5 separate regions of the Mus musculus genome follow, and all the other regions are linked to region 3. A link is a loop called in an ENCODE intact Hi-C map of the cell type or tissue named here. Cell type or tissue: left cerebral cortex. All regions are shown on one strand. Each heading gives the region's core, and the rest is flanking DNA. Links, peaks and the distances in the headings are about the cores only.

The links. A loop is a pair of places that touch in the nucleus more often than their neighbours do. Peaks named below come from ENCODE experiments on the same cell type or tissue, not always from the same donor. Only the 100,000 strongest peaks of a DNase experiment are listed, where the experiment ranks them.
Region 1: a loop joins it to region 3, with 2.5 times the contacts of the local background. A loop is called at or near these places in 2 of 42 quality-filtered maps.
Region 2: a loop joins it to region 3, with 6 times the contacts of the local background. A loop is called at or near these places in 34 of 42 quality-filtered maps.
Region 4: it touches region 3 in a loop (4-fold over the local background); 3 of 42 quality-filtered maps call a loop at or near these places.
Region 5: it touches region 3 in a loop (3-fold over the local background); 3 of 42 quality-filtered maps call a loop at or near these places.

The regions. Positions count from the first base shown.
Region 1 is chr6:107,723,077-107,729,033 of GRCm38, forward strand. No RefSeq gene overlaps it. Among named protein-coding and RNA genes, the nearest start is that of Gm35017, 89 kb to the right of the region's middle. In left cerebral cortex, for the core only: no CTCF peak of the experiment used is centred there; DNase peaks (open chromatin) are centred at 3,740 and 5,100.
Region 2 is chr6:108,062,700-108,068,656 of GRCm38, forward strand. Setmar (SET domain without mariner transposase fusion) reads left to right here and starts at 2,346. Exons shown (of 2, transcript NM_178391.4): 1 at 2,346-2,540. The coding sequence starts at 2,382. In left cerebral cortex, for the core only: CTCF peaks have their summits at 2,591 and 3,078; DNase peaks (open chromatin) are centred at 2,358, 2,599 and 3,055; H3K4me3 peaks cover 1,330 bases; H3K27ac peaks cover 1,112 bases.
Region 3 is chr6:106,797,260-106,803,195 of GRCm38, forward strand. It overlaps Crbn (cereblon), which reads right to left and starts at 2,828. Exons shown (of 11, transcript NM_175357.3): 1 at 2,732-2,828. The coding sequence starts at 2,798. In left cerebral cortex, for the core only: a CTCF peak has its summit at 2,901 (motif pointing left); a DNase peak (open chromatin) is centred at 2,861; H3K4me3 peaks cover 1,564 bases; H3K27ac peaks cover 904 bases.
Region 4 is chr6:108,405,002-108,410,958 of GRCm38, forward strand. It overlaps Itpr1 (inositol 1,4,5-trisphosphate receptor 1), which reads left to right. Exons shown (of 62, transcript NM_010585.5): 34 at 399-524; 35 at 1,089-1,217; 36 at 5,808-5,928. Among named protein-coding and RNA genes, the nearest start is that of Gm35165, 65 kb to the right of the region's middle. In left cerebral cortex, for the core only: a CTCF peak has its summit at 3,348 (motif pointing left); a DNase peak (open chromatin) is centred at 3,337.
Region 5 is chr6:107,707,503-107,713,459 of GRCm38, forward strand. No RefSeq gene overlaps it. Among named protein-coding and RNA genes, the nearest start is that of Gm35017, 100 kb to the right of the region's middle. In left cerebral cortex, for the core only: a CTCF peak has its summit at 3,078 (motif pointing left); a DNase peak (open chromatin) is centred at 3,070.

The DNA.
Region 1 (5,957 bases), core at 630-5,629, 930 kb after region 3:
CCCCATCCCTCCCCCCATAGCCAGTCCCTTCCAGTCCCCTCCCTCCATCTGTCTCTTATTTTATTTTATTTTATTTTATTTATTTTATTTATTTCATTCCCCCTTCTAAGTGATCTCCAAGCTTCCTAGCTTGGGCCTTTCTTCTTGTTTAGCTTCTTTGAGTCTGTGGAGTATAGCATGGTACCTGTATTTTATGGCTAATAATGGAAATCTGCAACCGACTGTGGTGGTAGAGCAGGGCAGGACATAGAATGCATCTCCAGGACAATAGAGAGACCTGGGATAAGGGAGGTGCCCAAGAATCAATGGGGTGACCTTATCTGTGCCTCACAACACTGGGAATGTGGAACCTGAAGAGGCCACCTCCTACAGCCAGGCAAAACCTCATTGGAGTAATAGAGACACCAACCCACCCACAACACTTTCAGCGCAAGCAGCTGACTCAGACAGATGCAGACACCCAAACAATGGATTGAGCTTGGGGACACTTATGGAAGAATAGGCAGAAGGATTGCAGCCCCAAAGGGGATAGGAACTCCAACAGAATTAACTAATCTGGACATGTGAAGCTCTCAGAGTCTGAACCATAAAACAAAGAACAAACACTGGCTGGACCTAGCCCTCCCTACACATATGTAGCAGATTTGTGGCTTGGTCTTCATGTGGGTCTCCATCTGGAATGGAGACTGTTCCAAAAGCTGTTGCCTGTCTGTGGGATATGTTCTTCTAGCTGGGCTGCCTTGTCTGGCATCAGTGGGAGAGGAAGTGAGGAAGTGCCTAGCCTTGCAGAGACTTGAAGTGCTAGGGTTGGGAAATACCCAAGGGGCCCCAACCGACTCAAAAGAGAAGGGAAGTGGAAAATGAGGGAAGAATTGTGGGAGGGATTACCAGGAGGGATGCAGTGCACTGGATACAGAGTGAATAGGTAAAAGAAATTAAATTTTAAAATGGGGGAATAAGTCATGGATTAATTGCCAGAGCTCCTTTCTCTCTTTCCCAGAAGCCATACCTCTCACTTTCCAGGTGGGTGGGAGGTTTGGAGCAATAATGTTTTATTAAACCCAGAGAAGAGAGTCATGCTTGCAGAGTTATGCAAGCAAATATGCATAAACATTTATAATTCACACATACATGTCATCATCACATACTTATTTTTGGGCCCAACAATCGGTCTCATCAACTTACATACTTACACAGACACACCTAAACTTATATACTTATGCATATGGAGCAAAAGCTAGGACAGAACGAACTCACTCGTTCTGGATGAAAAAATAGGCTTCTACCCTTTTATTGCTAAATGAATTGAATGAAAATCTGTAAGAAAAAAATCTTTGTCCTCTTTATTAAGACGAAGCATGCCTTGCTGTTAAGAAAAAACCTGCTATGTCCCATGGTAAAGAAAAGTCTGCCTGCTCTTTCTGCTCGGCAGCTCCTTTTTCTCGATTTCTCTCTGCATTCTGCATACTGCTCTCGTATTCTTCCTCCTCCAAAATTTGTTCTTCCCTTCTGCCACCTAATGTCATTGTTCCTGGGTTTTCTGTTTGTTTGTTTGTTTGTTTCTGTTTTTTTAACGTTTTTAAGGAGAATAGATCACATGGTATCTTTTCAAAAGTTCACCATAAGTTTAAACATGAATTCAAATCATAAATTGAATAAGAAGTTTACAACTGAGATGTTTACATGTGTTTTCATTAAGACTAGTTATCTAGCTAGATGTTCCTTATCTGTTACTAGCTCCACAGGTTCATTGAAAGTCTAAAACAAAATTTTTTGTGTCTAAGTTAACATTGAAATTTTGTATTGATAAACCCTGTCAATATATTATCTTCTGTCATTACACCTATAATAAATTGTTCCTTTTCAGTTTATGACCTTTAGTTAATTGACTTACAGCCCTAAGAAATATATTCTTCAATTGTAACTCTGTTTTCTATCTTAGTGCAAATGGCCATGACACATAAAGATTTGAAAAGTTCTAATTACATAATTCATATCACAGAGAATCTTAATTTCATTCCTATTATAAATGGCTTAATTACTTGTATAATTTTGGGAATACCTATAGAATCATCATTAGGAATTAAGAAATCATCTATTTGTCTGTATAGCATCACTACAAGACAGTACATCTTCATTGATCTGCAGAAATCTGCCCAATATAATACCTAGGGATTATATATTAATTTAATATTGACAGGAAATACATATAAATAGTGAGAATTGATCCTGACATGTCATACCTTGGGCCTGGCTGAAAGGGCTCATTCATCGAAGTCCACAATCCACAATGAAACCACCTCAGGAAGATCATCTACCAGCCCTTAGCCTTTCCAGTGTGGGAGATGAGTCCACTAAACTAAAGACTGTGTGTTGTAAGACTATCTACTAACTAACAATAGAAGTATATACATTTCCTCTGATTGGAAAATGTTAACTGAGTGCCTATAAGGTACTATCTAGAATTCTAGAATACTACTCTAGCAAAATCAATTAAAAGACAATAAAGTTTTAGTTCTTTGTCCTAGAAATCGTTGTGAGCTACCATGATAAGCTTAGAAGTCTGCTTGCTAGCCCCTATTTGCTACTGATTTCAAATAAGAAATACAGCACCTGTCCCAGCTTCACACAAATTTCTCACAAAGTTAATATTGGGGACTGACTAACCTAAGAATCACTGATCAGTATCCTAAAAGCTTATGCTTAAAACCTGTGGGAATTCTCTAGATTGTTCCAGTCTATACACAAAAGATGGCACTTCTATCCACTACCCTACAGTGTGCACTTAACTTCATATACAATCTAAGTAACATATACTTATGGAGTATATGATAAGTGTCAGGCATGATCCCAGTTTAGGGGGACATATACTGGCTTCCTAGAGCAAACAGTTGGAGAGTTAAATGCTATTGCTTATTATCAGTGACACAAGGTGAGTAAGCAGAGCTTAGCAGCTGAGGGTACTGTGAACATAGTAGGGTAAGAGAATACTCCTCTGAAATAATTCTAGAACTGATACCTGGAGAAACCACCCATCTAATAGGCTAGGAAAACCATAATGCACTTAGTGTTCCAGAATGGCAAGTGTCTAGAGGTGAACATTCTTCTCAGGTGGACAGTTTGGCTAAGTTAGGGAGTGAAAAAGTAACAGACCTAAAATGCTAGGGTCAAATCATTCAGTGCCTCAAGGTCTGTGGCCAGGAATCCAGAATTTACACTCAGCACTGAGACACAAGCAAATGGTTTTCATCAGACAAGTAACAAGGTCAGGTTTACACAGTAGTTTGCCACACATTCTTCTAGACGTGTGTGTATGGGGTGCTGTGACTGCAGTGCTTGGGAGTAAGAGGGCAGTCAGGGTGAGGAAATGATGCAGCCTGATTTGACCCATGCAGGGATTAGACCCTTGGCCTGACTAATTAGAACAGTGCCATTTATATCAGGCTCTGAAATAAATGAAGCTCTTGCTGCCGATAGTTGGTTTGCCCTCATTTACTGCAAGTGAAAGGTCTTATTCTTCATGACTCATCCACAAACCCTGCTGATCTCTCTAATTAAAAAGTTTTCAAAGAAGTTGATACATTAGTTATTATGATCCTAGACACACCAGGCATAAATCCTCCCTGCCACCTATATATATGGCAGGACTTCACTGCGGCATCGTTCATCAACATGAGGGGTATTCTTCAATATAATTTTCACGACACCATCTGCCATGCTCTTTTTTTCAACCTTTGTTGGTGAAGTGACTGCTCAGTGATTATGAATATGTATCTGGCATCTTTTTAAAATAAATCCTTGACAGAGACTCAAGAGGAAAGAGTCATAAAAAAAAAATGTGTCAACTAGCAGATTCTGTGGCATAGGAGTACACTGCAGGTTAGTCTATTTTACACCAAAATTGATGTCACAGGGGATGGGGGCAAGCTGAATTTGTAGCCATCCTTGTCCTCAGCAAGTCAACCTACTCATTTCAGTAACTTTTTAGGCATTATAATTTTTTAGCAGTATAATTGGTCATATGTTGTGAACTATTAAAGGAGCAAAACAAAAGCAATGCTGAATTAAGCCATACCTCTATTAACCTTAACCATATCTATCTTGAACCTCCAAGGCTGTATCCATCCTGAGATAAATTTATCTAGTTAATCCAGCCACATGACCCATTCATATTTTTTTAAGACTTGGCCTCTGGTATGAAGTGTAAGAAAACAAGGCTGTGACCCATTTGTCTGTTTACTCTCCAAAACTATTTAATAAACAGAGGAAGGGACTTTAGTGCAAGGAGTTTATTCTGACCTCCCGTTTACGCAGCAAGTGCAAAAACAAGGAGGAAATGAAACACTGGAAAGCACTGTGGTCAACTGGAGCTCAGTGCAGCTGACGCTAATTCTCAAGGGCCCAGGAGAAGTCCACCTAAGAATTACTTCTGAAGACCAGGGAGCCTAGGCATTTATCCTACTTGCCATTAGTTGAGGATTGCCCCCAGGGTATTTACTCCCTCCTAGTTCTGTGCTGTGTAAAAGGTACACTAAGAGCTCCAGGGGCTTAAAAACCCCGAGGCAAAAGTGAAGAGGCAGAAGATGCTTAAGGTAGGATGCAAATGGAGGCATCTTCTCTCTCAGTGTCACAGACAGAGTGATCAGCTGACCCAAACCTGGCAATTTTCTAAGTATTAAATGAACTAAGTGCCCTGAACAGGGTGGGAACACACTACAGTCAAACACAAGATGCCCAACTCTCAAAGAGCTTAACCTCGTAGAGATCACTGGCTAATGCAAACTCATGAATATGCAAAAATAGTGGATTCTGGACCAAGTGGATAAGATCCTATTCTACAGTCAGACAGATGGACTGAAACGAAGCAGCTGTAGTGAAAACATGGACACGATGCTTATTCTATACCTCATAATCTCTTCACATGATGGTTGGAAGATTACTAGTGTCTGCACTGTATAGGTTGTGAGGATCAAATGTACATTTGATAGAGCACCAGTCCTAGTGTCTGTCATATAAACAGTAAACACTACTTACTTGTAGAAGCAGAAATTTGACCATGGCATGAGAATGAGGATGGAGAAAAAGAATTCCATCTCCATATCACACTCTCCTACTTACATACATTTATTCCATAGCCCTGGGCCTGTTTTAGTGTCTTCACATATATCTCTAAAAGTTAAAATAGTCAAAGGAAAGCTACCCAGTTTCCCAGCTTAAGACCAGAAGCTGGGCATTTAAAGGTGCAGAAAATGCATGGAATTATAAGCAGTAGTGACCTACTTTCTAACCCATGTATCTTGTGGGTACACTACCATGGGGAAAGCTCTTATGAGCTCCACCATTCAGTTTTCTCATCTTTAAAATGGGATTTGCACAGCTGCTGTGAGAGGGGAGGAAAACATTTCTATAAGGTTTTCAATACATTTTAAATCTTCACGACGTTGCTTATACTATCAACTATCCAAACCATGGCCACTGATTAGGCAGCTACTATATAAAATGTATCATCACATGTGGTTCTGGGAACAAAAAGACAGATGTGGAGAAGGTTTAGTACCAGCAGTCACAAGTCCTTCAGGTTAATGCCATTAATACTTAAACAAATTTAGTTATTTAAAAGAATTGAAATTATTGTTATGCTCATATCAATTCCCATTACCCTAATATCACTAAGAGGGAGGATGATAGACTACAGGGAAGGTAGAAGCCAAGATGGTTATCTCTGAGGCAGAGTTCCTGGAAATGCAAGATAATGAGCTCCATCTAAATTCACATCTGCTCAAGGGTAATCAGAAGTGTAGAATGTGAACTGAATTCAGAGAAGATTTCCCTCAGGGACTGAGAATGCAGAAGGGGAAACTCTACCTGTCCTGGATTTGGAACAAATAAAAATGCTGCTCTTTCCGCAGACTAAGGGAATGGCCAACCAATAACCAGCCCAACTTGAGACCCATAGG
Region 2 (5,957 bases), core at 643-5,642, 1.3 Mb after region 3:
GATCACTTAGATGACTCTAAAACAACAACAACAACAACAAAAAAAAAAAAAAAAAAAAAAAACTAAAACCCATGATGGGTGTTCCAATGACCATGTTATGGCTACAATGTAAAACCTAATTATAAAATTCTAGGGTCTCATTTCTTCCCTGGTCTATTAAAGTCATCTTTTTAAACTATGCTATTCTCTATATCCCCAATTGTTCTTACTGTCATTGCTACAGTTTGAAGACAGGTTTCTAATTATTTCTATTGCTGCTTAAAACTAGAACTAAGTAAGAGGTGATAAAAATGAAAACTACTATGAAGATAGAACCAAGACTTGAGCACAACTATCTCCTTATTATGCCGGCCGGGGGGATGGGTGGGAGGTAAGGACGCTCTCTGCTTGCTGCTTGGATGCTCTGTTAGATTACCAATAAAAGTTTGTCGAGGAGTCAATTAGTTCTAGTCATTTTAAGCTTAAGGATCCTATAAGTCAGAAAGTAAAAGCATCCTATATTCATAACTGAAGTAGAGAAGAAGCTAAGGGCTGGAGACTGCCATCCTAGTCCTTTATGTCTGAAACCATATTGGCAGGGGAAGGTCATGCACCTGACCTGGCTATGCCAAAGGCTGAAGGAGGAGGATCCGTTAAACCTACACATCGAGTACAGGCCTTGGCAAAATATCAAGATCCTATCTCAAAATAATGATAACTTCTGGATCCTGGTTGTCTAGTTAATGTTTCTATTGCTGCAACAAAACCCCATGACAGACGATAAATCAAGATAGAGTCACTTGTCACCAAGCTGAAACTAACCTGTCTATGTAACCTTTTGCAGAAATAAAGAACTAAAGAGATAACAGACAAATATCCCAGGATAATAAAATTCCTCTGCCTTAATCTTAGCACACAAACATTACTCTGGTGCTAAGCAATGATTTATTTTCCTACTGTTCTGTATTCCTGCCCATGCCTTACAGGGATAGAGTAACTATGAAAGGACCATTCTTCTTTTGTTTATTGCTTCTGCTTTTCCATCTCTTCTCTTCCTATACAACCAATGCTACGCTCAGAAAATCAGAATGCTTATTCTACCTTACAGGGTGAAATGTTGTCCTTTTTCTAGAATTGAAAATAAAGCCAATTAAGACATTTAGATGCAGTGGTTCATGCAAGTAGTCCTAATAATCAAGAGGATGGAGAGTTCAAAACCACACTGGGTTTCATACTAATAACCTGTCTTGAAACAAATCTAGCTAAATACACACACACACACACACACACACACACACACACACACACACACACCTAAGTATATAGAATATATTTATTTATGCACACATACATTTGTAATTTTTTTCTCTAAAACACAAAGATGAAAAACCTAAGATCCTGCATTTTGTAAAGCTGCCCCGTTTGTATGGATCTGTAACAATTCCAGAAGCTAGAGTAATTTGGTGACTTTCATAGATAACTCAGGAACAGCCTACCTGCAAGCTACTCATCAACTACTCCCTTCTTCCTCTGAAACCTCTAAGAAGAAATGCCTGCTCTGCCGTGAAGGCCCTTTGTCTGCCTGTCTGTCTGTTTGCCTGTGTCATCAATGTATCTTCTAATGAATCTCTTATAAGGACAATCTATTTCAGTGTCCCCCTTTAGCCTCCAAACTTTTGGTCAACAAGAGTGGATGCCCTGTGGGACCCTATTATCACAGAAAGCAGTGAAGATAGAAAATTAGAAGAAGAGGAGGAGGAGGAAGAGGAGAAGGAGGGGGAGGAGGAGAAGAAGGAGGAGGAGGGGATAGAGGGAGAATAAGAAAAAGAAGCAAGACAAGCAAAATGGGGAGATTTGGCAATGTTAACATTTTCCACCAGATACAGAAACTCTGGCGTGATCAGTGAGTGACTCTACTCAAAACAGGTTTTTGTTGTTTTGTATAATGGGACAAGGTGAGCTTACAAGGAGAGGACCTTATCAAAAACAAATTCTGTGCCAGTCACCCAACTTCTCCGCGGGTTCTAGATCTTTATATTCTCTGGACTGTATTTTCTCCCTCAGCTTAGACGATACATTTCCAAACACCTACTAAACCCTCAAAGGCTGAACAAACAACCAGGCTTCACAAGGTTCCCCAGAAAAAAACGAAAACATTTCAAGTTCTCCAAATTTTGTACCTTTTGTGGTTCTGAAATTATCAGCTATGTATCTAGTTTAAAACAGTGGGATCCAGAGGAAAAGCACCCCAACGACGCTGAGGGAGGTATCTCCCTCACCTGCAGCCTGTTGGGACGGAAAACTACAACTCCCATGAGGAAGTAGGGCCGCAGAATCCACAACTCCCAGCATCCTCCCGGAGGCCCAAAATGGTCAGGCGAGTAGTCGAAGCGAGACCATAAATGTCTGCGGAAGGTGTGGAGAAGCTTTCTCTCGAGATAGCAGCATCTGAGGAGGAATCTGTAGCCCCGACAGAACAACAAGATGTAGCGTGCGGCCTGGAGAACTTGCCTGTGAGCTTGTGGCCTTTGGGGGCGGAGCCCAGGCCTAAACCTTTCCAGGTAGAGGCAGGGCTAAGTGGCTGAAAGGGCTGGGGGTGGTGCCCTTTTCTTTGGGGGCGGAGCCAGAGGGCGGCGCTAGAGGGCTGTCCCTTTCCCCCGGGGGCGGGGCCAGTGCCCTTTATATGGGGGCGGAGCTAGAAAGCAGCTCACCGATCTTAGGGGCGGTGCTAAAGGGCCTGTCTATTTCCCTTCTCTCCCCAGGCGGGGCCAGCGCTGTTCTAGACTGGGTTGGAGGGATGTCCTGTAGCCCCACAGGGGCTGACTACAAGACTCCTCTTAATTCTCACCAAGGGGAGCCTGCACCCTTCCATGTTGGGGCGGAGATAGAGGCCTGCGGACAGCCTCCATGGAAGGAACCAGAGAGCTGCTTATATCTTGAGTAGTTGAGGCCAATGCCCATGTAGAGCCAGGTCTAAAGAGCTGGGGGGAGTAGGAAGCTGGGGGGGGGGGGGGTGAGTAGGAAGGGGATTGTTTCACACTTCGCTGCAGAGCAGAATTCCAGGGCTACTCACTGCCCCCGGGGGCGCTAGAGCTCTTTCCTAGAAGCCAAGAAAGAGAGACACATAGCTCCCCCACGTGGTAGTAATTGTCAAATTGGCTGTAACAACAGGCTTCTTCCCCCCCACACACACACACACACCCCACCCCACCCCCGATATTTTTATTTTTTTTTTATTAGCACACGGGGTATCTAGTTTAACTATGGCATTTTTAAAATGTTCATTAGCAAATGTTGATTATACATAATAATGAGTTTTGTGATGACATTTTTCCACATATGCACAGAAGGTGTTTTGATGATATGCACCACCACCCTCTCTGGTCCCTCACCCTCTCCCAGTAATCCTTCACCTTCCTGGCTAGTGCCCCTTTTATCTTTCATCTCGCTGTGGTGAGTGTGTGTGTGTGTGTGTGTGTGTGTGTGTGTGTGTAGGAGACAGAGAGCCAATGAGTTTCATCAAGGTTGTTTACTGGAACTGCAGTCTTCTTGACGTCTTACTATTATTTACTCTTTGAGAATCCCATACAATATGTTTGTCATCCTTTTTCCCTCCCCCAAATCCTCACAGATCCTTGCCCACCTCGCAATCTACCCAATTTCATGTTCTTTCTCTCTCGAGGGGGAAATAAGCTGTTGGTCTGAAAGAAAAGTTCTTAAATGGACAGAATTTAATATTTTTCTTTGAACCTGTAATAAGACCTTAACAAGGATTCTTACCTTATACTGTCTGTAAAATAGCAGTTCCCTAACATGTGTGTGGCAGAGGCGTGACTTTTCAGAAAGCTTTTTCCCCCTGTCTGGCTTGTACTCAGAACTTACTGAGGGATCAGAGAAAACCATCTCCATGTCTGGTCTCGGCTATCTGACATGTAAGAAAGGCTTGGTTATGAATCTCAGCCCCTGGAGTCAAACTTAGCTGAGGTCTCCGCCATGCTGAGAGATCTTGGACACACATAAATTAACTTCTTCAGATCCTCAGAAGCCCTAGAGTTTAAGTCATAGACCCTCTTCTCAGCTGCTTGGGAATTACTGTTCCTAGTGCTCTGTAGGAACTCAATAAATGGCTGCTACCTCAAAGCCCTACTCCACCCTTCAACCCCTCAGACCATGGCCTAAGTTGCTTATGGAATAGGGAAAGACCAAAGATGCTGGCAGAGGGGTGCCCCCTCGGATGTCAGACTTAAGAGTATGACTTCAGCATCTTACCTACTCCACAGAGTTTGTTGTTTTCGAAGTGAAAATAACTTTAAAATTGTATAGCTTTCCCCCATCCAGAATAAGAACAAATTAGGGCTGCTCTTTCTTCCTTCTAGGATTTTATGAGCAGAAAATGGGATAATACATTCTATAGCAGATTTCAAAAGGTGAAGCAGGATTTCAATGTGAGAAATAGCGCCCTCTCATCTATGACTCATAGCCAGCAACACACATCTGCATTTGCATTGACAGTTTATTAATAACACAAGTAGATAATACTCCATGTACCAATGAGCTCTTAAGGCTTGGTCAAGATCAAACATTCCAGGATGTCTGCGAAGACCACCTATTTTTTTTCTTTATTCATCAAATAGTCGAGTGACTATAATATACCAGGCACTGTATTAGACGAGGCCTAGAAGATGACATCATTTGATTGAAGAAGACAGCATCCAGTTGCTTTTTTTTTAAGCTAGAAGTATCTAACATGAAAGAAAAATATTGCTCCATTCTTAAGTAACTCCAATAAATACTCATTAAGAACTAAAAGTATGCCAAGTGATGAGTTGGAATACAGAGAATAAGAAAACATGCCCCCTGCCCTCAAAGCACTAACAGTGTGATGATCCTACACTCAATTTTAGCTCGTTGTGCTACTGAATAAAAGTGTGTGTGTGTGTGTGTGTGTGTGTGTGTGTGTGTGTGTGTTTCTTTGCCATCTTCTCTAAGGCCTATCTATAAAAACAGTTGGTCTAATGCAATCTCTTAATTTAGCCTACTTTATTTTATGTGCAAAAAAATAACTAAGAATAACTTAATTAGCTAGACACTTGCCTATAATCTCAACACTAGATGTGGAAACAGGAGAATCGTGAATGTAGGAGCCAAGCTAGTCTTCATAGCAAGACCCCGTCTCCAAAGCTAGTTCCTAAGAAAGTAATTCAATGACAAAGTGCTTTATGCTCAAGTTCCTGGGTTTGCTCTCCTGCAGCATCAAGAAGTTGAAAGATTCTCTATAAGTATCTTCTTTAAACTCCTTACAGTCATTAGTGTCCATAAACTCAGGGGATTTGATGTACTAATCATAGTTTCCAAATTAAGTCCTGGTCTATTTTTTAAGAGGAGGGAGAAGGGGAGAAGAAGAGCCACGTGATTGATTCTTAGGCCAACCATTGAGGGCATACATGAAAGTCTTGAGAATAAAACTATTGGAGAAGGATATTCCTGGGGTTGTAAAATGAGATACTAAACAAAGCAGAGGTCACTCAGCCAGGCAGTTTTACTTTGGCAAAAGGGTGCACAGTGGCCCACACTAGTCGAGCAATCACTCCAAGGTGGGAGTACAAGTAGCTAAGTCTCACTCCATTGGTGACAGTTCAACCTCACAATCTGACATGATTGGCTAGTTCCTAATGGGTGCTATAGCAGGGGAAGGCTGCTATGGAGAGTTCCAAGAATCTCTACCATCTCTACCAAGGTGTGGCAAAATGGACAAATTTACAAAAGTTTTACAATAGGGAGGAGTTTATAGAATATTGGCATTTTGGGAGGCTAGCTCTCTCTGATAGGAAAAAGAAAAAAAAAACTGCTTCTCAGAAAAGATAATCCACATGCTTAAAGACAAGCCTCAAAGTTGCCCAGACTGTCTAGTGGTACCAGTGATATAGGATGTGTGTGTGTGTTATGGATGTTAGGAATGCAATCTAGACTTAAACATG
Region 3 (5,936 bases), core at 1-5,000:
CTCGAACTCAGAAATCTGCCTGCCTCTGCCTCCCAAGTGCTGGGATTAAAGGAGTGCGCCACCACTGCCTGGCAAAAGGAGATATCTTAAGAACTCTACCTGCACTTTTTTTTTTGAAATGAAATGAAAGCTAAGCTGATCCACCTGATAACATGATGCTGCCAAGGGCAGAGATGAAAGTCTGAAGAAACAAAACACAACGCTACTTTCTAGAAGTGGTATTCTATCAAGTGTGAGCTGTTCTTTTCCTGCTAACTATGGGAACATTTCCAACTCGATGACTTTGTTCCTTGTAATGTTTAGAACTGTCTGAAGATATCTTTGACTGTCACAACTATAAAAACCCCGGTAATGCAGACTAGGAGTTGTCTAGGCTCTTACACACACTGTGCTGCAACATAGCCAGGGGTTTTCCAGGCTGAAAGGGTGACAGTCTCAAGGTTGGGAAACAATGGCCTAAACTAAGTCTCATTTCTCTTCAAATGTTTTTAAATACATCCAAAAAGTTTTAAAATGCATAAGGTTTCATTACAAATTGGTCAGCTTTTCCATTTTTGAAAATTATTATTTACACCAAACTACCTAAAAGGATGTTCTTATGAAAAAACATGAAGATTTTACTTTATTTTTATTATAAATTCCTAGATAAAAGGCTCTGTCAAAGAGAAGAACATAATTCAAGTGGTATGCAGATAGTTTCTATTTAACATTTCTAAACATGATTTTATTGACAATAGGGAAGTTTATCAAGCGATAAAGACGAAGCTAAAATAAGAAAAACATTCTGAATTTAATTTTTTCATCTACAACTCCGAGAATGTAGATTTTACTTGACATTTGGAGAGACCCATTCTCTTCTTTACTACAGCAAGTTTAAAGTACCTGCTATTAGCTCCAGGGCTAATACACCTGAAATTTCCTATGTTTATTCTTTAAAAGAATTTGCTTATGAACAGGCTATAATTAACTTCTCCAACTTGGTTATGTTTTTATTTGAGCACTTAATTTGTCCAATATGGATTCTTCACACCTAAAATGTTAAGCAATTCCCTTAGCTGTTAAGGATGATCACTTTTCAAAGCAAGTTACACTACATGAATTCAGGGGACAAGCCAAAGTGTCTCCAGAAATAAAACTATTATAATTTGGAAACCCACTATTCTATATCTACAACATCTGTGAGCCTCTTCCTTCTAATATTTCAAATTGAGAAACTACAGAGTTTTCAGAGCTCCCGGTGGCTCACACAGAAGCACCTGATGAATGCCAATAGCGGGGGAGCACCCTTCTCCTACTCCACCACTTTCCCTAAACGTCTGCTCCATTCACAGTGGAGCTGCTGTCCCTGAAATCTCTTCTGTTGAAAGATGATCACCTTTAGGAACTGCCGCGAGTACAGCTCAATAACCAGTGGCTTACAGAAAAGGTGCTTTCTATGCACTGGCCCTGCACCCAGCATTTCTTCTTCTGTCTACACTACCACCAAGGAACACATTCACACCTGAAGCACACCTTCTGAGGCAACAAACTGAAACCTGAAATTATTTCTTCACACCCCACACAAAAAAGTTCCTAACTGAAATGACTAAGGATGCACGGTTTCAACAATGTAGGACTAACCTAGTCCACAAATGAACCCTAAGTGAATCTCCATCACAAGATTTTCAAATCCCACAATAATCCCTACCCATGAAAATCACAGCAGGAGTTGGAGACATAGCTCAGAGGATTTGGGAGTGCCTGGTATCCAATCCAGCAAAAAACACAAACCCAGTACACCCAGCAGCAGTTGCTTATATGGCTCTAAATGAACTGCACCTGTGATTGTAATTATTCTCAATAGCCTTATCCTAACTGTGACCCTCCTAAAAGTAGCCGACTGATGTTTTTCCTACAAACAAGGTTAACAGACTGCATGGCTTTTAACTACAACCAAAAGGCTCTGGCAATAGTCTGTGTTTCTACAGCATTCTAAGAACAGTCCGTACCACTAGTTCATCCACTTTCAGCATTCAATACTGCAACATAAGTTGTCATAAACCATAAAGGCATAAAGTAAGCAGGAGAAATCGGTAATACCGTTCTCCTGAGTACCCTAAAAGTAGGCATATTATTTGCAGACCTGAGAAAAACCGCTAAATAACTACCTCCACAGAGAGATAGCTAAGAGATACCAGCTGTGGTGGCAGATCAGTACACCGCGCAGCCCTATCTGCAACTGTGTGACCTTCCACGTCACTGGATGGTATACATTTAACAACCCGTCGATAAGTTTCTCCTCCATAAGCAAGGCTCTGGACAGATGACAGGTGTAATAATAAAAGCAGAAATGCACGCAAAGCATTCACTGCGGGGCCCACGACGTGCAAATGCCTACTGCATGTTAGCTGTCAGTCTTATGAGAAAGCAGATGAGCAGGAAAAGTAACGGCTGCTAATGTCACCCGGTTCTCAACTTCGCCTACTCCCACAAAATTTTCAGGGAGGCCGGCTTGGGAGAAAGATGGAAAGGAATGGGGGTCCCTGCTCTGGGAAACCAAAGTCCGTGGCCCCAACATCCCCGACAGCCCAGGAGACAGGCCGGGAGGAAAGCGCAGAGCTGCGGAGGGCGAGGCTCACACGGGAGGCTTCCCACCGGCCGCTGCGCCCGAGTAGCTGTCCCCGTCCTCCCTGCGGGATCGGCCCCGGTCCTCGGTCTCCACCCACGGCCAGGCGCCCGTCCCGGAGGTTACCAGGCAGAAGCGGCAGGTGGTTTCCCATGTTGTGCGCAGCGTCCTGCTGATCTCCCTCGCCGGCCATGTCTGTTTACCCGCAAAGGAGCCTGGGAAAGGGCGGTGCCGGCACGCAGGGGGAGGGTCTGCGATACGCCGCCGCCACGCTCCCGGGCCACAGCGCCCCCTGGCGGCTCCAACGAGGCGAGCCGAGAGCGGCACAGCGGAGCCAAATGAAGAGGACCATCTTTAAGGAGGACAAGAAACCCAAAGTTATCCATGACCCACTGACCCCACACAAGTTACACAGCTCCCTTCTCAGCCACAAAGACGTTTTGACAGGTGGGAAACCCAAGTCTGTGTTTTTAGTGTCCACTTGGAGCAAACACGTCCTTATACAGCATCCTCTTTTGTCTGGAAGTATGGACTGTTCCAGGGGCCGTTGGAATATAGCAGATTTTTAAAACGATTTCAGTAGCCCTCGGATATAGCCCCAAATTAACATGTATCAGTATGAAGCAAAGATTTGCAAGGACAAAAAAGGCTGATAATCACCTGGAAAATAAAACTGTCAGTATATAAACTAGCCTAGTCATAATGGCTTCACTAAGAGAAAAATGGATCAATGTATGGTAAAAAACAATTACAACATGCTAAAAGAAAGAGAATTGTCTAGCACTGGAGTTGTGGATGGATTTTTTTTTTCCAATTTTAAGAGTGTATACAATATATTTCTAACACGTTTTCACTGAAGAAAAGAAAATAATGGAATGACAAACGATATCTAAAGAAGGAAGTAGTGGTAGTAGGCAGAGAATAAGAGGAAGGAAAAAAAAGTAAACTAATGAATCTGAGGTTTGAAGACATTTTTACCCCAAGAAAAAAATGCTGCATTAAAAAAAAATTCACAACCCAAAAACACGTTGGAATGGTAACTGGATCCGATAGGCGTTTCCTATGGTGACCAACACATAGGCCAGATTAGACCAGATTAAAAGTAGGTAAAGGCATAGTTATCAGGAGGCAGCTCTAAGGGGAGTTCGCTGGTCTCACAGGTGGAGGTCAGTGAAGTCAAACACCCAGGTTTAAGCAACGTGACTTTATAGAGTTTTGGTGAGGAGTGATTACTTGTTGGTTAGGAGATGGGGTTGTTGCCCATACCTGGTTAAAAACTGATCCCCTGGCAGCCACTCTTGGGTGGGTTCCAGGAAATGCTGACATGTTAGCCCGGAGTTTTCTCCAAGACAGAGGTGGAGTTTTCACTCCGCGGTTGGGGATCAGGGAAGGAGAGTAGACTGGGTTTCCCAGCTTGTACAGGGGAAGAGCAGGGGTTCAGCCTAACACTATCAATTCCATATCACTCAGCCTTCTGTCCCTGAGTCACTCTGGCCTTGGCCAAGTCACTTTTATATCCCCAGGACTCAGTTTACCCAATGTTAAAACCAGAACGCAAATGTCCCAGATGTATTCCCTTTAATAGCATATACAATATTGATGCCTTTTATGATCGAGTTAAAAACAGCTGCATGAGCCATTGTAATGAGTTAAGGTGTTTTTCTCGCTAGTAAGAGGACAATTCAGGTCTAGACCACCAGAGAGCATGGAACATAGATGGTGACTGTTAAAGAGAGAACAAGAAGTTCAACCAAGTGATGAATGAATGTGCATAGCTGTACACACACACACATATTTTTGTTGTCGCTGGATCAATTTAAATACAGTTCACAGAATTTCAATAAATTGTTTAGCTGCAGAATTTTCTATCTCAGCAAGCATCTGGTTTCTATTTTATATATCTATCTGTGCATGTGTAAGATGACACTTTTTGGTTCACAGGGGAGCAAGTGTGTCAGTGAGTATGGTGGCCAAAATATCAACCTAGAGTTTTATTACTTGGGAGTAATACACCTGGTTTATTGTGGCAATGTCTTTCATTGGCCTAAGAGTAAGCAATTAGGCCAGGGTGACTCCCCAGTGGTCCCCAGGGATCCAGTGTCTCTGCCTCTGTTGTGTTGGAGGATATTACAAGTGAAGCTTACCACACGACTGGATTAAAAAGTACATTTTAATATAGATTCTTGAGATTGAACTCGGGTCCTCATGCTTGCACAACAAACACTTCAGCAACCGAGCATCCTCCCTAGCCCAGAGTAGGTAGTCTCTAAATAAGGAAGCTCTTACTTTGCTGGTGGTGTCTCAAAAGTGCCTTTCAATTATCTGAACCCCGAGTCAGTCAGTCAAGAATTGTCTGTGCCACATCTCATACCTCCTGCAGATGGATCGGCGGGGGATAAAATATGGAGTGAAAAAAACAAATTAATTAATTAATTAAAAAAAAAGAATTGTCTGGGAAAGAAGGAATCATTGGGAAGAACTTAAAAAAGTTCTCCCCCCACCCCCTGTCTCTCTCTCTCTCCTGTTTCTCACTTGTAGCCATGCTCCAGTATCATCAGAGCCCCCATTTGTATGTCTTTCCCGATTTTCTTTTATCTCTGCTCCCTTTAAATTCACTACCTAGTTCTTTTCATTCTTCCTGTCATCCCTCTAACGTGGACACATGTATCTGTAGCTTTACCTTTCAGTAAGGCTCACAAGACGTGGCACTGGAAAAAAGTACTGAAGCAAGCACACTTCTTGTATTAAAGCCCTACATACTAGAAGTAATCAAGAACCATGATCATATACTGGTGTGCATGTGTGTGTGTGTGTGTGTGTGTGTGTGTGTGTGTGTGTGTGTGTGTAGTAAGCCAGGTAGGAGGACATCTTTTCTTTAGAGTACTCTGTCAAATGCTGGGTCTGGCAGTTATTGCTGTGAGATGCGTACTTCAGCATCTCACGCTGTAAATCCCAGTTACAGGTGGATAAAAGATAAATCTTGTCTGCTCTGCACAGGTCTAGAGGGGAGGAAAGGGGGAAACATGCTCTGTAAGCTGGAATATCATCAGAGGCAGGGCATCTTTCATGGCCTCCTCAGTGTCAACAATTTTATTAATGACTCTCATATTTCAGTTATATGTAGAATAATACAGGGTTGGAAGAAATTGTTATATGCAGCTTTCACAGCTGCTGCAATATTTTCTGGTCCTCCAGAGTGTATATAGGTTCCACAGAGGTTGGGTTATTTGTGAGAAATGATTGTTTGGGACAATACTTAGGGCTTCAATTTACTGCGACCTCCTACCACCGCATCCATCTCTGCCTTGACAGGTAAAGTAGAGAAGATTTT
Region 4 (5,957 bases), core at 543-5,542, 1.6 Mb after region 3:
TCCACAGGTTGGCCATTATAAAGGGTGCTGCCAGGGAGACTTAACTGTCATGTTTTATGTGGACGTGGGTCATGCCTTCCCGGCTTCACTCATTGCAAACATCTCCCAGGCTGGACCATGTAATAACGCTGCCTTCTTGCCAACAGGAACAGTGTAGTCAAACTTGAATCTTTTCATCCAACCTTACCTTGAGATCATAAAAACAGTCTCTCCCTAAAGCTTTATGCTTTGGGGTTTTGAATTTTATAGTTGTGAATTTGGAAAATCAAAAAGCTACAGACACGAGAGCCAGCAGGGGTAGTGGAATAAGACTGGGCACCGAACCTTGGAGAGGAAGCGAGAGCTCATGGGCTCCTTGTGGAAGCGGGGTTGTCACAAGAGCTTCTTTCTCCCTTCAGGTTAAGATCGCTTACATTAACTTCCTGAATCACTGCTATGTGGATACGGAGGTGGAGATGAAGGAGATTTACACAAGCAACCACATGTGGAAGTTGTTTGAGAATTTCCTCGTGGACATCTGCAGGGTGAGGCGTGTGTGTGTGTGTGTCTGTGTCTGTGTCTGTGTGTGTGAGTATGATAGGACTGTCTGTCATCCCTGTTCAGAAATGCTGTAAAAGCCAGTTGTGAATTTTCTTCCATGAACAGTTCTGAGTGGAAGGGTCTGTTCATACTTGATACTTTTGTTACTTTTTTCTTTTTAGTAATTTCTTATTTCATCTGTAATATAAGTGATTTTTTTTTGTAACTCAAGGTATAGAACTATTCAATTTGTTTAAAAATTTATTCTCCAACCTTAGAAAGGGCTAATCTTATTCCAAGCAGAACGATTAAATAGTGGACAGGTACTATACTATCCAAAGCATCTCTCATTCCAAAACCCGTGTGGTCACCTATTATACACTGTGACTTCCTGTTTGTCACCTATTATACACTGTGACTTCCTGTTCCACACTGAAATCTTCATGATCATCTGTTATACACTGTGGCCTCCATATCTTTACTTCTGTCCCGTGAGGAATGTCATTTGTTGATATTCTGGAGTAGGCTTGCATACCGAGTTGAGTTCCCAGTCTCTGTCTCTTTTCTAGGCCTGTAACAACACAAGCGACAGGAAGCACGCAGACTCCATTCTGGAGAAGTACGTCACTGAAATCGTGATGAGCATCGTCACCACCTTCTTCAGCTCTCCCTTCTCAGACCAGAGCACCACTCTGCAGGTGAGAACGGCCTCCCGAGGGACAGTTTTCATGTGGGCATCTGCAGTCTACATCCAGGCATGTGCAGGGAGCTGGAAATGAGCCATTCTGCAAAGCCAGAATGGAAGGTGGCTCTGTCAGGGGCCCTTGGGGGCAGAAGGGAAGTTGCCCATAGTACCTGTAGGGATTGGCTCTTGGACCTTCTCGGTCCTCACATACCAAAATCCAGGGGTGCTTAAGTCCTGAACAGTAAATGGTGTTATAGTTGCATAGAAGCTACCCACATGCTCCCTCAGACTTTAAATCGTCTCTAAGCGACTTACAGTGAGCCATGCCATGCAGCCGCTGTGAGAGTAGTTGGCCCACCATATTATTCAGGGGCAAGGAAAACTGTGTATGAATTCCATACAGACCTGATGATTTTTCAGATATTTTCAGTCCTTGATAAATCTGCACATGGAGAACCCAAGGATACACGAGAGTGGCGATCCATTCTTGAGAAGTAGAGCCCATTAACAACAGCCAGGTGCATCATCTCTTTGTACTTTTACACCAAGTGCCAACCAGGAAATCACAGTGATTAATGAGGCCAGACACGCTTCTCTTGTAGTAGAAGGTGACATTCGAGATGGTGATGCCCCAGGAGATAGTGAAACAGTGTTGAAAACCATAAGCTGTATGCCGTGGGTCGGCTGATGGCCCAACAGGTGGAGGCACGTGCTCACAGGCCTGACGACCTGAGTTCAATCCCTGTATCTACTGGGTAGCAAGAGACAATCAGCTTGTAAGGATTGTCCTCTGAATTCCAAACCTGTGCTGTTGAACATGTGTACCTGGAGACAGACAGACAGACAGACAGACAGACACACACACACACACACACACACAGCTTTAAATGGGGCATACATTATGGCTTCTCACCTTGGTTGCTACTGTTTCCTTCTGTGGACTAAATTTATCCAGCATATAAGCAAGAATTGCCAGAGAAGTAAATCTTCAAATGACAAATATTCCAAATCTCTCCTAAGGTGTAGTTTATACCCAGAAATCAAGGTGTAATTCTGAAGACGTAGCTGATAGATCTCTGAACCTTTCATTGGTAATGAACACGCCTGTGTAGCCTCTCGTGCTGTTCCTTTGTAAGGCGTGTCTTCTCCTTAGCTACATCTCAGTTCTTTCTCCCTCCCGCCTCCTATGTCAGAGCTGAGACCGATGAATTTGGCGTTAGATGCACTGCATTTGAGCTGCCAGGGAAATGCCCAAGTATCAGCTTGTAAATGTGAATTCCAGGGAGGAAGAGGAGAATTCTGGAAGCTTTAGAGCAAGACAGATTGGATTCAAATCTCTATTCTGTCCTATCTGAGCTCTGTTAACACAGAGAGGTCACTGAACTTCCTGTTCCCTCCCCTCCCCTCCCTTTTCATGCCTTCTCTTTTTCTCCTTTCTATTTTGAAACAGGGTCTCATGTAGCCTATGGTGGCTCAGACTCACTATGTCACCAAGGCTGGCCTTGACTTCCTGATCCTCCTGCTTTGACCTCCCAACGGTGCCACCACACCTGGCTCAGAACTTATCGTGTATGTCTGGCAAGAATATAATATCAACTTGGTGTGCTCTTGTGAGAATGAGATACAATATTTATTTGAAACATTCAGTATAGTACCTAGCACACAGCAGGAGGTTCAAATGTGGCAGCCTCTACCGGTCTGCAGACTAGTGTCTCAGACATTGCTGGGCCTTTGATGCTGGTATTAACGACCAGCACCTAGTTACCAATTTTTTGAGTTAGTACTTGAGCTCTGAGACTCAGAAGGATAAAATGGCTAAAGATTAAAAATAAAGTCTTAGCCGGGGCAGGGAAGGGACTTCGCGGGGCCTGGAGGGAACATGAATGGTTCAAGAGAGGAGCTGAGAGGCCAGAGGAAGGCGCAGTTATGGATAGGATAGGGATAGGATTCATAACCAAGTAGGACTGCAGGACTATTTCACATTACAGTGTGGTGCCTGCAACTGGAGGCATGGGGAGAAAGGTGGGCAGAGGGAAGACAGGAAGGGAAAAAGGAGAAAGAAATGAAAAGGAGCCACTGTCCCAATGTCCCTTCCACAGTGCCTTACCTATCAAAGGTTCCACCACATTCCAGCAGTGCCCCCTTGTGGATAACTCCTGAAATTACATGTATCCTTGAGTCCCTGTATCACTCTTTACCCAATCAAACAATGAATAGACTATAGGACTAGCCCTGTCCTTTTGGCTAAGAAGTCAAGTGAGCTGATGTCACCATGCTGCCTGTCACATTTTTCAGTTAGGAGGCAACTACTGAGAACTCATTCGGTCACCTTTATATGCCCAGGTATCAGACAGGAGGAAGCAGATGGCTCATAAACACTGGTTCGTGTGAATTGACTAACCAAGGAACACTTCTCCGTGACTTAGACTATAGGGGTCTCGTCTCAAGCTCAGCATTTATAATAATGCCCCTTCCTTCTTCACAGGGTCATTCTAAGGCTAAATGAGATACTCGCGCAGTTCTTAGCACAGGGGCAGGCCAGGGGCAAGGACTCGGGGCAGGTAGCTCTTTCGATTGGGACCCTTTATAAACTCAGAGGTTAAGCAGAAGCCACAGCCATAGGAACTGACTCTAGGTTCCTTGGCCAATTCCTCTGGCTCCCTGTCCCCTTGACCTCTATGAGTACTGAAGCTTGCTGCTGGGTGGTTGGGAGCGCAGGGCAGGCTGTTCTTCCGGAAGATTCCAGTCCCAGCTGACCTGAATGGGGAGAAGAGGTTGAGTCAGCGCTCTGCTGGCCTCTCTTAGCAGTTTTGGATAATTTTATCCTTGCCCAGCCTTTGTCTTATACTAGAACACAAAGGTAACTTCCATGTCACATAGTTATTATCCAGGTCCAAATGAGATCATGCATGACACATCTGGCTTGTATCACGCACCCAACAATGGGAAGATACATGAACCGCATTTGTAGGGGGGAACTGAAAATTCTATTCCTCTGTTTCATTTTCTTAAAACAGGCTCTCTTTCTCCTCTAGCACTTGCCTTGGTTCCCTCTCACCATGGAAATCCCTTTAGATTTCTCACCGCCTCTTTCTTTACTCCTTTCCGATGCACTTTAGTGCAGCCGAATGAGTTATCTGCCCCAAACAGATGACTGGTGCAGCTCACCATACACCTTTGCCTGGCATGTCCAAAGAGAAAAATGTCACATGAATAGAGATAAGAAATCCCTACTTTAAAAAGCATTCAGAAAGTCAGTATCTAATTCACTAGCTGTATGCATGCTCTTACTTTAAAAGGAGTGCAAACTTAGTTCTTCTCATGAGGCCAAAGAGAGGTCTTCTCATAGAAAGCAATTGGCTTGTGCCCGTGCTCTGGGTTAAATGGATATTTATTGTCACTACCCATTACAGCTGGGTTGTCTTTGTACCATCAAAGAGACTGTCATAAATAAGGATAGAGGTGACGTCCCTGCTGACATCCATCTGGCATTCCATTTTTGTGAATTAAAAATATAGTGTCTACAGGACAGCCAGGGCTATAGAGAAACCCTGTCTTGAAAAAGCCAAAAAAAAAAAAAAAAAATATATAGTGTCTAGGGCCAGTGAAATGGCTCAAGTATAAAGGCACTTGCTAGCATGCCTAGTAGGCCTGTGTTTGATCCCTGGAACTCCCATGCTAGAAGGACAGAACTGACTCCCCATGACACACATGAATGCATACAGTTAAACAATAAGTAAATTAAATAAGCAAACAAAGTATTGGACATACAGATGCTAGCTCAGGATGGTGGTTTGCACCTGTAGTGCAGCTGTTGGGACGCTGCAGCAGCAGCAGAATCATGAGGTCAGAGCTTTTCTTGGGACATGGTGCTTCAAGGAGAGTTTGGTCTAAGTGACTGTGGTACATCTAACATGCTGGGGGCCACTCACACCAGGGTGAAATCGCTGACCTGGGTTAATTCATCTGGTTCGTAGTTGCGTGGCTTTACTGCTTTGGAGCGTTTGATTTCCCTGCTCACTCTGGTGATCAGAATTCATTAGATAATATCAAGTTTAAAATGCATCTAAAATAAGTAACATGAAGTCGGTGATACTATTTTATTGCTTTAAAATGCTCCTGAGCTTCTCTCACCATCTAGGCACTGTGTTCTTCAGCTTTCTGTTGATATGATGAAAAAAAAACAGACTAATTTAGTTACAAACAAAAAAAGATTAATTTTTTTTTCCCCAAAGCTTTGCGGTGAGGCAGCATATCATGGCAGGAGTGTCTGATGGGGTAGACATGTTCAACCAATCATAAAAAGAAAGCAACAATAGCAAGGAGGAGGGCAATGTCCCACCCCCTGTCCTTTGGATGCCCGAAGGACCTCTTCCTAGGTCCCACCTCCTTCCTATGGTACCAGTCTGAAGACCAGTCCCTTTAATACATAGCTCTTTAGGGGATAGTCAACATCTACACCAAAGCAGACACATTCTGGAATCCAGTCCTTGACCCTTCTGGAATCCTCCCACTAAGATGTGGAGGGTTCCAGACAGCCTCTGTTTCTAGCCAGGCCATCTGTGTTCTGCAGCCTTCTTCACCTCGCCTCTCTCTCTTATAGACCCGCCAGCCTGTCTTTGTGCAACTCCTGCAAGGCGTGTTCCGAGTTTACCACTGCAACTGGCTGATGCCGAGCCAAAAAGCCTCGGTGGAGAGCTGCATCCGGGTGCTCTCTGACGTAGGTAAGGCAGCCAATCCGTCTGGATGTGGC
Region 5 (5,957 bases), core at 271-5,270, 910 kb after region 3:
CTAGGCATTCTGGAGAAGAGTGAATTGGAGCCCTGGCGGAAAACATGCTCTAAGATGCTAGAAAGTAACTACACATTTGTACAGGCATTCCTCATAAGCATTACACAGGAGAGCACTTGGGGGGCTTTTTAGAACTACATATCCCATATTTATATCATCTGAATATATACAGTCTGAGGAGGGCAGAACATGTGGAAGGACTGTAAGAGCCAGGAGCAGTGGATATCTGCGGCAAAACAGTATTTTCTGTCCACAACAGCACAGTCGCACACATGAAACCCCAATAGGTGTACTGCGTGGAGAAGACCTGTGTGATCAAGAAAGAGCAAGCCAACCAAAACTTCACCATAGATGGGGGAGGAGCTTATGAAGTCTTTCCTCATTTGAGGAGCTAATTGGCAGTGGCTGGTCACTGGGAGAGAGAGAATAACTTTTCTTCAGAGATTTTGTCCCTAAGAGACTACACATCCTCCAGTAGATGGGCCAACACCCATGCACATATGGGCAGCATTAAATGACACAGCGGCTAGGAAATTAAAGAAGCAAAGCAGGGAGCACATAAAGTTGGGAGGGGAAACTAGGGGAGATAGAGGCGAGAATGGTGGGGCAGGGGTGGATTGAAGCCAAATATACTGTACGAATGTATGAGTATGGAATAAAATATTTACTAAAAAATTTCCTCTGGTGATTCTAAAACCCAAGCAATATGGAAAAGCAATGGAGGCCATTCCCTGCCCCCTTCTAAACACCAGGTCTTCTGGAATCTGGTAAGTGTAGAGCCTATTACCTCAGTGTAAATGATCTCACCAGAAGGCTAAAAATAAATGATCCCAGGCAACATGAGACTAATAGCAACCGAAGGCCCAAATGATCTCAGATAATATGCTGAAACTTAATAGCAGACACAAATCTCTTTGAAGATGTGAGTTGTTATTGTCCCAGGGTAGGTCATATTTCGCAAGCCAGGCAATTCCACCAGAAGTGCTTCCCAGTGCTGAACCAACACCTGTCTTTCTGGAACTTCCTTCTAGTATTTGAGCCCTACATTATTCACTCCCTGCCTCCTCTAAGGAGTGAATCCACAAAGCCTTAGGTATGTAGCCCCAAACCCAATTTGGTAAATCCAGACTAAGGCTGATCAAAATAACCAGGCTCATCCCCAGAAAGAGACATAAGGATTCATACTGCTTCCATCACGGTGGGGTTCAGTGGCTATCAGACCAGAGCAGCTGTGTGTCTATTGAGTTTCAACTTCTTCCTTAATCCAAAGATCCAAAGTCTAGTTCATTCAATCAGACATCTGTCTGGGCCTCCTGTTCTCTACTTTTGCTCCCAGAGGATATCAGCCCTGTTCACTGAGCACTGATACTGTTCAACAACTGCTATCTGTATATTATCTGTCAATTATGTCTAGATAGCCAGTCAGCTGTTGCTACCTGTACTGTATCATTGCCTGTACACTAAATTCTGTCCTCTGTGTGTTAATTTAATGCCTGGGCTAATTTTCATTTATTCTTGCATGTTCATGATGATATGTAAACCCAATATTTAGATCAATCACTGACTTTCAATTAGGATGTTACTGCCTCCATTTTTGAATTATAAATGATGTTTTTGGTTGCTGCAACAATAAGATCTACCTCGTCCCATACAGTTGCCCTACTTTTACTGGCATTTAGTGAATAGAGGCTATGATAAATTGACACTCCGCCACTAATGTACAAGCATTAATGGTACTGTGTTCCTCTGAACATTGCTGCAGGTGCAAACCCCTTTGTTAGTATATGGAGTCGGATGCCTACTTCGCTTACATATCACCTGAGGGTATGTTTTGCTGTGAATTCTAACATGTTGCAGATTTTCAGAATTTCCTCAAACCTATAAATCAGGAGGAGATTCTAGTTTTTAAAAAAATTGTCAAAATTTTTCACTCTCTTAAAAATCACTTCATTAATAATAAAACTACCTTCTTGGCATTTGAGTCACAAGTACAAAGTTCCTGTCTCTGTCTATACTTATGGTTTCTCCTCTTCACGCAGAGACAAGTACCTGACCACTTTACATCTTTCAATGTAACCAGCCCCAAGCTCTTACATATTGAAGCTCAGACTACATTCATTTTAAACTACATTTTCCAAAACTTTATATTAAAATTAGGACATTATGTTGACTTGCTTTTCCTATGAGATTATGAATATAGGTAGATATTGCTATCTGTCTTCAGGAATAAAGGGAGCATTGCGAAATATCTGTTGGGAGATGAGACATTAGGACTAATAGTTTTGAAAAATAAGTATCAGTCTTTATTCCGAATGCAGTGATGGCCCTTTCAGGGCCAAGTAATGATATCAATGGCACACCTACAGTCCGGCTCCCAACAAGATTTCCTCCAGGCTCAGGGTATCCCAGCATGCATTTCAGCCAAATCTACTCATTGACAGATTATACCCTATAATTTAGAAAATAATCCTGAAAGTTACTTGTGTGATTCCTTTGAAGTAAAAGCTGTAATCTCAACTGTGGTAGCGTAGAAGAGATTGGTCATTATTTTTAAACCTGTTTTCAAGCAATGCTTTCACAAATAGTGAGGGTTTGGGGTTGTTTTGTTTGGTTTGTTTTGATTTTTTTCACTAACAATGTGGTGAGATGACAGGGATTGAACATTTCTGTCTCTATTTACCACAGAGAAGTCTCAGAGTCTGAGAGTTAGCAAGAGAGAGCTGGAAATCAATGCTATGCCTTCAGAATCCAAAAGTGGTTCCTTATTATTATTATTATTATTATCATTATTATTATTATTATTATTATTATTATAACTGAGACACCACTAACAACTGGAGAGAAGTATGACATGAACTAAGTACAGTGGGTCAATCTGAAATGCTAAAAACATAGAAACACAACTAGGAGAAGGAAGTGTCTAAAAGCCTAGTGAGTGAAATTCGGTGCTAAAATCTTGGTTGAATGAAAGGCGCTCTTTTGACTTGTGTAAGTGCACACCACTGTCTAATTACATTTACAAGGCCCAAATACAAATGTCTCCCAAAAGACACACCCGTGTGCTGCCCTCCAGTGTTGAAAGTGAGCGGGCATGCGGGCTGTTATTGGATTCACTACCTAAATTGCCTTCCTGACTGAGGATAACAGACTTTTATAATTTTCATTTTATTTTATCTTTAGTGATGGACAGCAGTGGTGTTAAAACACCATTTCACTTGTAGCAGTAAGGAGCTCAGGGGTAGGTTTTTATTGAAATAAACATTTTGGGTACAGTAGAGATCAAGAAATTCCTTTGACTTAACAACTACATCACCACAACCGAAATTGTTAGGATTATCATTTGAATTCTATTTTCAATCTAATTGAATGGCCACAAGCATTCTCCTGCTATAATTATATTTTATATTCTTATAATGTCAGAGTTAAACGAGCCTTAAAGGTCACACCGTGGCAAATACATGTACCCGCACAACTAATCTGAGCTGTGAGAAGCTGTTGCCTGGAGAAAAAAAATAATAATAATCAAAATTCTAACACTATCTGATGTCCGTGAGAAAAGGTGCCATTACTGATAAGGCATCTCTGTCAAGGACCAGAAAGAAGGAAGACAGTCCCACAGGTAACATTCACACCATCCCTGGGTTAAATCGGATGACTATCCCTAAGCCCCTCTGCTGGCTTTACAGATGAGGAAACTGTGAGCCAGGTTAAACAAGACTTACAAAAGGCTATAAACGCGAACGGGTCTCCTGCATTAAGCAACGGCACAGCAAGCCAATATGGAGTTTACTCACAGGCTCCCGGCTTTCCTTAATTGCAGGAGGTTCTGTCAGCAATTAGCCAATTAAGCTAGAACCAATTAAATTAGCTTCTCCCTCACCGCTGCTTTCTCCAAAGGCTGTCAGATCTTATTGTTGGCTGGAACTCTTTGAACCTGCTTTGATTCCAGGGGTCACCTGCTCGATTCACAGATTACTTTTTGTTTTACTTTGTTGTGCTTTGTTCCGTCTTGTTTATAATTGCTCAAAGACACGCAGCTCAATTTGATCTGTCGCGGTCTCGGGGAATTTTCCCTCTAACAGATTGTCAAAGAGCTCACTGATGGTTGAAATCAGACGAGGTCAAGTACAAAAGTATCCTGTACTCCGGAACATTTTTTTAGATGCTAAGTGTCTCAGTTAGGCCTCCAGCAAGAGTGCTCAAGAAATTCCAGCCCAGGCTGTGAGAAGTGACGTTCATTTTATATGCATGTTTCCCATCGTTTTTTGTGGATACCACACTGCGTTTTATCGGCTTCCTTCCATGGAACAAAAGGCTCTCTGAAAGGTAGAGGCCTGGGCAAGGCCCTTTCATCTTACATCTTACATCTTACAATCGATCGTTGTGTGTGTGTGTGTGTGTGTGTGTGTGTGTGTTTGGATTTGTTCATAAGAAAGTGGAATTTTGCATTATGGGGCCATTTCCATGGTTACCCATTGATTTCCTATAGGAAGTGTACTGTTTACAGGGGCGGCAGGCCTTTATCCTGGAAGGTAAATCTCTCTACAGCCTGAGGCACGTAGAGCTCCTCAAAATTACAAGAATGAGATAAATAAATGATTCATGCAAGTTGGTTTTGCATGAATAAGTGATTAATCCTCTCTTTCAACCCTGCTAAGGGAAGAATGCCCGGATTAATGTCATTCTATGCAAATTGAAGCCCACTTTCCTGAATTCTGACCTAATTATAGGTAGTGGGGAGGCAAAATATACCTGAAATTTCTTGCTGTTAAAATAAATAAGAGCTGCTACTGAAAACCCCGGAAGAGAATTTTCCTTAGAAGCTTGACCTGTCCAGACATGAGATCATGATTCACCTAAATGTTCTCCCGGAACTTCTTGCGTGGTCTTTCAGAATCTACAACACCATCTGGCCCTAATGGTCGAAAGCAAACAGCTATGTTTGAACCTTTCGTTTTAAACAGTCTAAGCAGCACCTCAGCGTACTGAACTGATTATAGTCTCGAAAATAAGACACCTAGGGTACCATTGTCTCCGCTGATGGAAAACCATACACACCGTTCAATGAATCAATTTAACATGCTCAAGAACCCAAGACAAACATCAACAGAATGACATTTCTTTAACCTGAAGGCAGAAAATAGCAATACCTTTCATCAGAGGTGTGGCTCGGCTCAGCACAAGAGGCTCAGGTCTCTGCCTACCGAACATTTCATTTACCTCTAACCTGGGGATTTTGGACATAAACTTCGACCAACTAAATAATTCTACAGACTTCCCCGAATAAGATTGTCCTAGAGTGGGAACTGAGGAGTGTGTTTTGAATATTTAGAGGAGCTCTGAAGAAACAGTAAGGTTTGAACAGGTAAAAAGGGGAAGGCTGTCATAGTTAGTGGAGCATCGCTCCATTAACCCCCTCCCCAACCCTTTATTTCCATTAGCTTATTTTATGTTTGCAGCTCTCCAGTGGGACGGGCGCCCTATTAGCTGCTCTTTTATACAGGTGATCAAGTTGTGGTTAAACAGTGAGCATCAGAGAACCAGTAGCTAGGTTTTCGGTGCACACTCTCTCCTGAATTCACCTCTGAATTCTACCCCTCCAGGCACAGTGAAAGTGCTGTCCAAGGCAGGTGATCGAGCTACACAGCCAGAGGCCAGCAGAGGGCAAATCACCTAATCCAGGGATGAGTAAATTAGGCAGGGGGGGGGGGGGTGCTGGGAGAAGGGCGTGAGGGTGGAGCGGACTCAGAGCAGAGCTCTGAATGCCATTCTTAGGAGGATCAGAGAAGAGAACTGAACTCCAGCTGAGAAGGTACCAATTAATTCAGGTGGCGTTGACCTGTGAGAGGGAAGAGGTCTTAATCACAAGAATGCGGAATCCTCATTACCCAACCTTTTAATTAGCAAAGAAACTACCCAGCTTGGTAAAGTGATCAGCAAAGAACTAAAATTTGATC